Regions from separate parts of the Homo sapiens genome. Here region 2 is linked to region 1. The links are chromatin loops, found by intact Hi-C in ENCODE. Cell type or tissue: mammary epithelial cell. All regions are shown on one strand. Each heading gives the region's core, and the rest is flanking DNA. Links, peaks and the distances in the headings are about the cores only. Region 1 overlaps DGKB (diacylglycerol kinase beta). Region 2 overlaps DGKB (diacylglycerol kinase beta).

Region 1 (5,398 bases), core at 138-5,137:
CTACATTGAGCAAAGTATAGACAGCAGAACAAAAACTCTTAACCAAATTAAAAACTTTTAAAAATCGATGTGCTGAACATCAGCTCCCAAAATATAATACATAGTCTTCTATTCTCCATCACTCAGGAATTTCATCAGAGAACACACTGCATATTACTTTACTGAGAGTCAAGAAAAAAATGTGTCTTAAACAATCTCAGTCAAAGGCAAAGTTTAAATGACCTATAAGAATTGAAGACCAGGATTTTTGGCACACATATAGTGAGACCAAAGTATAAACCATCCAGAAACCATGCAGGCTAGATGTGGGTACAACAATCCACAATAACAAGTTAAGGTATCGCTATTTCAAGCTAGTCTACTGCTTAAATGTACATTTCTCTTTTCCCTATAATATAAATTCAGGAATTTTCCTTGAAAAAATTAAATGACGATCCAAAGTTAGAGATTTCAGAAATTGAAGCCTTATTAATTATCTTGTTCATGCAGGAAAAGGAAATGTTCAAACTGAAAGAGTATTAGGAAACACTAACTTCTCTTCTTGGCTAACTTCTCGTTTTTCCGGAGACAGCAACTGCCTGGTATAAAAATGACCTAGTTAGTTAATAACAGAGCTAAGGTCTGTTATCTGATCAATTTGATGACGTTCACTGCTCCTATGCTTTCTGTCTATTAGTCCTCATGTCTTGCTGTGGTTGTCCGATTGTGCCAAGTAAAAGGTATTAGATTCCTTTCTTCCAAATGAATTAAAATAAATTAAAACTTTTTCTGTTTTTTAATCTGAGAAATGAGTGATAGAACAGATCAGCGGTTGGCAAACTATGGCACTGAGTCAAACCTGGCCAGCAACCTGTTTTTGCACATGCAGTTTTATTAAAACATAGCTTTTGTGGTTCATTTACATAATTTCTGCGATTGCATTTGTGCTGGAACAGCAGAGTTTAGCAGTTAAGGCGGAGACCTTATGGCCCCATAGCCAAAATTACTTAATATCTCTCCCTCTGCAGACAGTTTCCAATCACTGGAACAGAGTTTACCTCTATATAAAGTTATTCAACAAAAAAAGTGTTTTAATTACATTGGATTTTTTTAAAAAACAATTCTCCAATGAGATGAATTCTGAAGGAAGAATGAATAAGTCTCAGGTATAAATTTTCATTGTGGTAATCAGAATCACAAAGCCATCCAAATTCTCAATTTTCCTTCAAATCTAAGAGACACTAACACTCTATACCATTTCTGACCCATTCATCTTGTATTTTGTAAAGTTTGTAGAGCCTCTTGTAAGAGAAAAGATATGGCTCTTGCTCTCTGCTATTTGGTATAGAATCTGGTCCCCATCAACTCCATTTCTGATTTTGGTACCAAAATAGATATTCTTTAAAATAGACTAGTTTTTAAACTGCTGTTGCTGGAGAAAAATAAATTGCATTGAAATCGTAAATGTTGTGCCTTACATTAGAAGTGAAGATTACTCTCCCAGGACTACTTCCTTTTCTGTGTAATTTGACTAGGACACCACAGTCACTTTCAAATACACTGTGGTATTTTACATGCACCATCAATTAGAACCTACTCCCCGAGCTCATAATTGACAATAGACAATAACATATAGGACAACCTAACAAGACAAGCTTCACAACAAATGGCCAACTTCAAACTGCAGTATCTAGATTTTCAATTAAATAAGCAAAGGTGAGGGGATAGATTCATGGATCAAATTCTCTACAGGTAATAATGTAACACATTAACTGCCTACAGAAAGGAAATAAATCTCAATTGCTAAAAAAGGTTCTCATCACTCAGTTGTCTTGGTGTCATTCTTGCTTTTTAAAACAATTACCATGCCTTAGAATTCAACAGCTCTTTCTAACAAATAGATGCTGTATTTTGTGATCATTACACATGATTATATGGCTTATACATTTTATTAAAAGACAGCTTAAAATGTAGGTGGCTTACTTTTTTCACAAAAATGAAAGAAAAGGGAAATTTCTTCTTTTAAAGTTGTTCTTTACAGAGATGGGGTGGGGGGCGGAATTTAGTCTCAGATTTAAGGTGGTCTCTTGAGATTAAATAAGGTGCCTCTGCCATCTAGCGGCCGTCACTGGTAACACAACTCTGGAACACAGCTCTGATAGCTATAATAAAACCTTAGATTTCTCCTATTTAGCTCCAGACACTCCCTTTTACTAAAAACATAAAAAATAAGTTTACAAATACTATTAAAAAGTAAATTATGTACAGTTAATAGAGTGCACATTAAATGCATAGAATTGCCTTACAATTGAAATAATACTACACTAGAAACTAATGAGGTATTATATTGGTTTAAAATACTTTGAGTTAAATCATATAGATTTGTGGACTCTATTACCTGTGATAATTTTTATAACTTCACAAATATCTATATTTATAAATTAAATAATAAATAATATATCAGCAGTAGTTTCCAAAAAAAATCATCATTTCAAAAAATCTCTTGTGACATTTAAAATACGGGCAACTGACTGTCCCTTTCTGCACTTTTCTATCTCACCCTCGACTACCAGATGATTTACTTGCTCATTCCTGCATCTTCCCTCCTTCTCTCATCCTAGAATTTACATAGATGCTTAGAATATACAAAGTTTAGCTTTACAAACATAAAATGTCCTTCTCGGGAATCATTATTATTGGAATTTCCTGACTAAAGTTATCTGACAATTTTTCAGGATAAAGTATACATTAAACCTTAAAATGTCAACATTTTGTCAATTTTTCTTTTGTTTTCTCCCAGTAGTCTGATTTACATAATGGTTTTTGTCATAAGGTACATGAACAATTAAATAAATATTGATAATATAGAGCTAAATATGGTATTATAAAAAAATACTCAGTTATGTGTAGTATAAGAAATTCAGGTACAAGAAAATACTATTTCACAAAATTTTTAAGTGTAGAACTACATACTTATTAACAATAATATATATATTATATTTTGTTTAAATAAATTAGTTTAAGGGTAACTTTCCATATATCACTTATTAGTATTTTATTGTTTTCCATCCTCTGACCATGTCTTGGATCCCATGGGCCTCATGAAAGGTAAGCTTCAACTGAGTTTAGAAGAAATTTGAAGACCCAGGTAAAAAAGAAAACAAATAGTAATCTCTTGAAACCTATTATTTTTTCCTAAACTTATACATATTCCTTAACCCTCAGCTCATTTGTATATTCCTAAAGCCCATTTATATATTCCTAAACCCATATGTGCCAACATATTTTTATATATACTCATATGTTTCACAAACACAGACAGTAAGTTATCTTGAGAAATGACTTTTAAAAATTTGGTGTCTTGAATAACTATGATATAGTCTTGAATCTGTAAAAATATTTCAGCTGGTAATAAGAAGTATGAAGAGTTTTGGGTTTGGCAGCAAAGTGGTGAATACTATGGTCTTACACCTTAAAACTCTAAATATTACAATTTCATTGTTCTTTCCACCCCTAATGTTCTTTGAAATTAAGTAGACATGTTATTCTATACATAGTATATCTAATTATTGCATAACTATTAATGCTGAATTTAAAAATCTGGCATACACTATAGATTTCATCAGATTTTTAGAATAAAAATAACTGAAATCTGCTTCAAGTCTGGGTCAGCAAGATTTGCTTTCAAAGTCATTATTATATTACATTCTCATCTTAGGTTGATTTATTTTATTCCTTCACAATGGTATTTAATTGCAACTAGAGGAACTACTCCAAGAAAACTTTTGACAGGCGATAGAATAAGAACCTGGCTCCTGCTGATACAGGAAAAACTTACGTTTATTTAAGTTGGTGCAAAAGTCATTGCGTTTTCTGCCATTAAAGGTAATGGCAGAAAACGCAATGACTTTTGGCACCACTAATCTTTAAACCACTGGAGATATTTAACTGCCTCCTCCAAGTATCAGTTTTCAATAAAATAGATTACCTTTATAGGTAGGAGGAACATTGAAATAATGAAGCACCAAAAGAACTGCAAAATACAATAATACTGGAGAGCCTCTTGCTTTAGATAATATGAGGAGGTCAGTAACTTAAAAACACTAGATTGCACCTTCAACAGAGGAAAACAAAAGAGAGAGAATATATTTTTAATCCTGAAGTAATACCTGGAGTGAATCAATATGTGTGTGGCAAGTATTACTACACAAGGAGTTACTGTCAAATTGCACCGTGGCATACTTATTAAAAGTTCCAGGCACTCACTGCATGCTTAATGGTAGAAAATGGTCACATCAATCTGTAATCAAAATGTGTAATAGAGAGCCCCACTGACTCACCACCAGGCCACCCTCCTCTGTGGAAATGCTTACATTTTCTAAGCCCAGGAGCACAAGAAGTGGAATCGTTGTCATTCCTCCTTGAATCCATTCCTCCAGAGACACGGTTCCATCATGATCATAGTCAATTTCTTCCATCATTTCATGGAGGATCTGGAGTAGAGGAGATAAGGGAAAATTGGTGGTCAACCAATAAAATAAATTTCATAGGCTACAACATATGAAATTGTGACTAACAGCTAAGTGGAGAGTTGGGATAACTGTCTTGCTAACTCAGTACAACATTAATTCTATTACTGATGAAGAGCGACTTTGTTAGCATTTCTAAACCTGGCCACTTAACACTGATCACTTTTTAGAAATAAGTGCTTAACTTTTCAATATTTTTCCCATGAACAGCACAGCTAAAACAAGAAGAATCTTTAATAAGTGTGAAAGTGGTCTTTAATTACTTTCTTCATATTATTTTTTAGATTCATATATATGCCAGAAAATGTCTGAACAAATTAACTTCATGGCAAAGAGCTCATATAATTCTTTGCTAAGTAGTAAGGGGCGAAGGAATTTAGTTGCTTTTAATTGCCTATCAGAATTTAATAGAGTCGAGAAGTTAAAGGATCAAATCAAGTTTAATTAAACTTCGTTTCTAAAGATGACTTGCACGTAATGTCTTAAAATGTTCTCTGCAGTGTTTGTTTGCAATACATTTACCTCTCTGTGGTATGGTGGCAATATCAGTACTTACCTAGAAGGGCTGTTGTGAGGATTAAATAAGCTAACGTATTATAAGCAGACGAGCCCCTGGCATACAGAGTCAGAGTCATATAGTGTTGTTTGTGCTATTATTAATGGAAATTATATATAAGTTCCAAACATATTACCCTTGGTTGCTGGGAAAGCAAAGTACTTCCCATCTAATGGCGTCAAGATGGCAAACATGGTAAGAATTCTAATGAAGAAAGGAACTCACGTCTTTATATAATACAAAAATGTTAATCAATTTGGAAAAAAGAGAAATGCAGAGAGCATTGGAACAGAGATTGGAAAAGATGCAATGCATGAAATATTTGATTTGTTGG
Region 2 (5,398 bases), core at 155-5,154, 210 kb before region 1:
AATTAATTAAAAAAATCTAAGAAATGAAAATAAGTCAATCTTATTAAAGCAAAACAAATTTAAACCTCATTGTGTTATTCAAACAGTAAAAATGTAATTAGCAACTTTTCTTGCTACGTGTACATATATAAGTATATGCAAATATATGTATATAGAATAATCAGCTTATTAGCCATATGTGTCTCAAATACTTGATCACTAGTATTTTTCTGAAATGTATTTTTCCTTTTTCTGTATAGGCTTATTTATGTTTTAAGTAAAATTGCCCTAAATCTCCAAATTTGCATTTTATGATATTAATTTGAAAAGCTGAATATTTTCTATGGATCATAACATTTTCAATTGAGAGAATGTTCTATATGTATTGAGATCCCAGAGCCTATAGCAAATTCTGCTGAGGAGAATATTGTCTTTATAAAATGTAAAATAGAGGTACCCAAATATTGTCATCAATATTATCTTTTATTCTGTTTAAATAATCTTTCTCTCACAAATAGTTTCTAAAATTTGTCGAGTAAATTGTTCATTTTTGATGATTTGACCATTGCACCACATTAAATATCTTTTCAATTTTTTTCCATTTTAGAATAGAATATAAATTTAGCCAATTAGAAATGAGTGTCATCAAGAGTTATTCCAAAATCTAATTTTAGAATTAAAAGTAATCTTGCATACTATATGGGTTTTTATTGTTGAAATAATTTAGTTCTTCCTTGTTTTTGGAGGAATGAATTCCAATCTCTCCCTGTGTGCAAACTTTTCTTTTTCTCAAAAATTGTAATTTACTAAAAAGTTTCAAAAGCTGGTTTTCGGTGCTGTATTTGTTGAATATTTTGTTAAAGATTTCCAGTAATATTTTTGGAGTGTTACTGCAAACAAGAAAATTGCCAATTTTAAGTGTATACTTCAAAAAGTTTTGTCAAAGGTACACAATAACAACAATCTTTTCCTATGCTTTTGTTCATTCATATTTCTTCTTATGTGGACTACATATTGAAGTCTGTGTCCATTTATCTCTGTATATTAAATTGACTGGGTTCAAGACCCAGCTCTAAATTTTACTGAATATTTTACTTTGAAAAGTTTGCTTAGATTTTCATTATTGTCATTTTCCTATATTAAAATAAGAATAATTTTAATAATACCTGCCTTGCTTTGAAGATCTGGTGTTCTAATACCTGGAAGATAACTAGAATTGTGCCTGGTGTATAGAAAGCAAGAAAATAAATGTTAACTATTACTATTACTGAAAAATATTCATGATTTTGAGATTCATAATACCTTCTCCTTTGGTTTATTGAGATGGTTAATTAAATAAATTGCATAATCTTTAAGATGAAGTATATGAGGAAATTTTTGCTTTGGTATTCAGAATTTTTTGGGTTATGCATTCATATATGATAAATTATCTAACAAACTCAAAAGGGTGAGGAATATCACACTATACTTAAACTTCACATAAATATTTCTGCACTAGTACATATGAATATTAACTCAAGGAAAGATAAATTAACAATGTGAGATAGAGCTAACTGTAATTACAGTTATACTAGAAACACTACACTTTGTAATACCACAAAGAGCAGCTTAGTTCAGGTTATAGTTCTCACTAAGAAACTATAAAAATCTGGGTTTTCAAAGCTTTGTTAGATTGAGCTTTTAGGTAAGAGATTGTGGTTCTGTATTTCCCATCTGGAATAAAACAATGTTTGCTCTCCTGATAGTGTTTACCTGAATGTACTATGCTCTCCTGACAATCATTACCTGAATATACTATGTATATAAGGCACTATTTTCACCTGTTAATATTTTTAAAGAAAATTACAATAATAGCCACAAGTGGGATTATTTCCCAGGCAGACTGTATCAGATATTGATATCTGTAGTGCTGGGTTGATTAAATAGAGCCAGAAGGTTTTCTTCTTTATGCTGCAGAATAGTTAATAATGCATGGGAATTATTTGTTCTTTAATCATCTGTGAAATGTTGGCCTGGCATTTTTTTTTTTGGAGAAGTTAACGTTTTGGTTTTCTTAATTTCTCTGCTATATTAGTTTTTCTATCTCTTCATAAATTATGTTTTTTATTACATCATCTGTAGTGGGCTCAATGGTGCCCCCCAAAAAGATATCAGATCCTAATAACTGGAACCTGGTAACTTTTTTTACAGAAGTGACCAAGTTGATGATTGATATCGATTGGAACCAGTGACCCCTCTCTACATTGCACTTTCTTTTTGCGGGAATAGGAATGCGTACAACTGTGATACTATGCTTTTTTGCCACTGTATTTTGAAAGCACATAACTTGTTTTCTACTTTAACATGTCCACAAATGGAGAGATATTTTACCTGAAGATGGATGATACTAAGTGTCATCTGTATCTGATTTAGGTTATTTACATGATGAGCTTTGAGACTTGGAGCTGAAGATATTTAGATCAGATTTTCTACTTAAGTTGATGACGTAAAGGACTGAGCCATTTGGGGATATCAAGAAGAGGTAAATGTATTTTGCACACAGACATGAATCTTTGGGGGCCAGAGGACAGTTAGCAGTGGGATGACTGTGATCCCTAAACATATCAGGTCCTAATCTCTAGAACCTTGAAATGTTACCTTTGATGGTAAAGGTTTTTGAAAATATGATTAATAATTTGGTGATGAGAAGATTATCCAGGTGGGACGTAATTCCCTTCACAATTTCCTTATGAGAGAGAGACAGAGATTAGACAGGAGGAGACGATGCGACTACAAAGGCAGACATTGGAGTGGTGCAGCCACAACTTAAAGAATGCTGAAAGCCACCAGAAGCCAAGAGCCACAAGAAATGTTTTGTTCTCCATCACCTCTGGAGGGAGCATAAACCTAGGAGCACCTCGATTTTAGTCCAAGGATATTAAATTTGGATTTATCATCTCTTGAACTGTGAGACAATACATTTCTGTTGTTATAAGTCAACAGGTTTGTGGTAATTTGTTACAGCAGGCATGGGAAACTTATACTTCATCTGTTCATGTAGGGTTTTTTTTTTTTTGAGAAAAACATTATTCTATAATATTTTAATTCTTTCTTGAATCCATGGTTATTTTGATCCTCTTAATTTGAATTTGCATTATTTTTGTATTTAACACACAGTTTAGAATCTATAACTTAGCAAAAAGGCATAAGAGCACATTAGAATAGGCATAGCAAAGCCTATATATATGTCAACTCCACAAAGTTGACACACAACAACCAAACAGTAAAACTCTAGAGGTAAAAATTGTTGTTTTGAAAAGAAGGATTTATTTTAACGCGACAATATAGTGTAGATGTTTTCCCCTCTGAACATCATGTTGAATTGTGGTACCCAGTGTTGGAGGTGGGGCCTCGTGGGAGGAAATTAGATCATGGGGGCAGATTTCTTATGAGTGCTTCAGCACCGTCTCCTTGGTGTTGCCACAATGGGTGAGTTCTCATGAGATCTGGCTTCCTAAAGTGTGTGGCATCTCCCCCCACCTCTTGCTCCTGCTATTGCCATGTGAGGCACCTGTTGCCCCTTTGCTTTCCGCCATGATTGTAAGCTTCCTCAGGCTTCAACAGAAGCTTAAGCTGGTGCTATGCTTGCTGTACAGTCTGCAGAACCTTGAGCCAATTAAATCTCTTTTCTTAGAAATTACCCAGCCTCAGGTGTTTCTTTACAGCAAGCAAGAATGGCCTAACACACCCCAGATAGCACTGCTGAGTATCTATTTAAGATTGTATGTGCGATCTTTAGAAATATAACACATCAAGAATTAGACAATAAAAGTTACATGTATCATAAAGAAAAAGAAAGGCTATCATTATTTATACATGATATAATGTTATATACAGCAAATTCAAAGAAATAAACTGAAATCCACATAAATTGGGAGAAGAGTTTAAAGTTTCCCAGATATAGGAGTAGTATATAACAATTAGTGGAATTGACAACATTAAAACAAAGTAACAGAAAAATAATACCATTTACAATGGCAAAAGTAATTATAAATATATAGGTAAAAAGTCTGTTAATCTGAGTCCTATGGGGAAAAATGATAATTACTGAAAGACACACACACACCACACACACACACACACACACACACACACACACACACACAATCAGTGGAGATACACACTATCCTGAGTTACAAAGATTTAGGGAGTTGATGTTACAGTGTCTGAGGAATGATACAAGCTCTTCTAAATGCGAGCACAGGTAGCAGCACCTGGACTTTACTCTGCTAGATTGCATTTTTTGTCTTTTAGAACTAATGCTCATGAGGTGTGTGTGTGTGTGTGTGTGTGTGTGTGTGTGTGATTCGACAGGAACTCAGATGCATTATGATGCACATCTGCAATTTTGCCTGCTGTGAATACTTCAGATGGAACCCATTGTAGATTTCTGTTACTTAGTTTTGGATTACACTGCTGGAACAACCAGGGCATTTTTCTAGAATGAAATAACTTAGAGACTTGGAGAAATACATGATTGAGAGCAAGTTAATGGGATTTAGAATAAAGCAAATCCCTAGAGTAGGATATAGGATTTGCTGAATGGTACATGAAAATTCAAAAGCAGATTTTAAATAGGGACACCTGGCCGGGTGCGGTGGCTCACGCCTGTAATCCCAGCACTTTGGGAGACTGAGACAGGCAGATCACTTGAGACCAGCCTGGCCAACATGGTGAAACCCCATCTCTACTAAAAATACAGAAAAAAAAAAATACCCGGGCATGGTAGTGGGCACCTGTAATCCCAGCTACTGGGAGGCTGAGGCAGGAGAATCATTTGAACCCAGGAGGCGGAGGTTGCAGTGGGCTAAGACTGCGCCATTGCACTCTGGCCTGGGTAACAAGAATAAAACTCCATCTCAAAAAAAAAAAAAAAATAGGGACACCTTTGTATGAAGGTGGCTGCACCCGTGAGCAGGTTCCAAGTGAATTATTTAATTTCTTGGGTATTTGATATTAGGTGATGGCAAAATTTATAATTAGAATCCAGTTCAAGTTATTAATCTCAAACTTTACAATCCACTTCATTCTTTTTTTTAAAAAATAATTATTCCATAAAGTTGGACATGGTCATATCACTCTTGTGATTATGTTGCAGAGGGCAGTGATACCTGGGTTATCTGTGAGATAAGGCCTGCCTTACTTCAGCATTTTCCCATTGTCCCTCCCATTCAGGAAGGGCCCCTTGGGAAAGTAGTAGCTATACACTGGGAGAAGGGGCAGCATCATTGTTCCATCAAAAACAGATGGTGGCCTCTAATCTGAAGAAGTGCCCTATTGTAATTGGAGGAAAGTTTACTCTTTTTAAATGACTACCAAAAAGTCTGTGGGAAACCACATAGGATCATGCAGAATACTGGGGTAGGTAAAACACTCGTAT

Evidence for each region. Peaks named below come from ENCODE experiments on the same cell type or tissue, not always from the same donor. Only the 100,000 strongest peaks of a DNase experiment are listed, where the experiment ranks them.
Region 2: it touches region 1 in a loop (14-fold over the local background); 7 of 110 quality-filtered maps call a loop at or near these places.

What each region holds. Positions count from the first base shown.
Region 1 is chr7:14,689,723-14,695,120 of GRCh38, forward strand. It overlaps DGKB (diacylglycerol kinase beta), which reads right to left. Exons shown (of 26, transcript NM_001350709.2): 9 at 4,353-4,472. Among named protein-coding and RNA genes, the nearest start is that of DGKB, 210 kb to the right of the region's middle. In mammary epithelial cell, for the core only: a CTCF peak has its summit at 2,095 (motif pointing left); no DNase peak of the experiment used is centred there.
Region 2 is chr7:14,481,013-14,486,410 of GRCh38, forward strand. All of the region lies in intron 20 of DGKB (diacylglycerol kinase beta), which reads right to left. Among named protein-coding and RNA genes, the nearest start is that of DGKB, 420 kb to the right of the region's middle. In mammary epithelial cell, for the core only: a CTCF peak has its summit at 2,872; no DNase peak of the experiment used is centred there.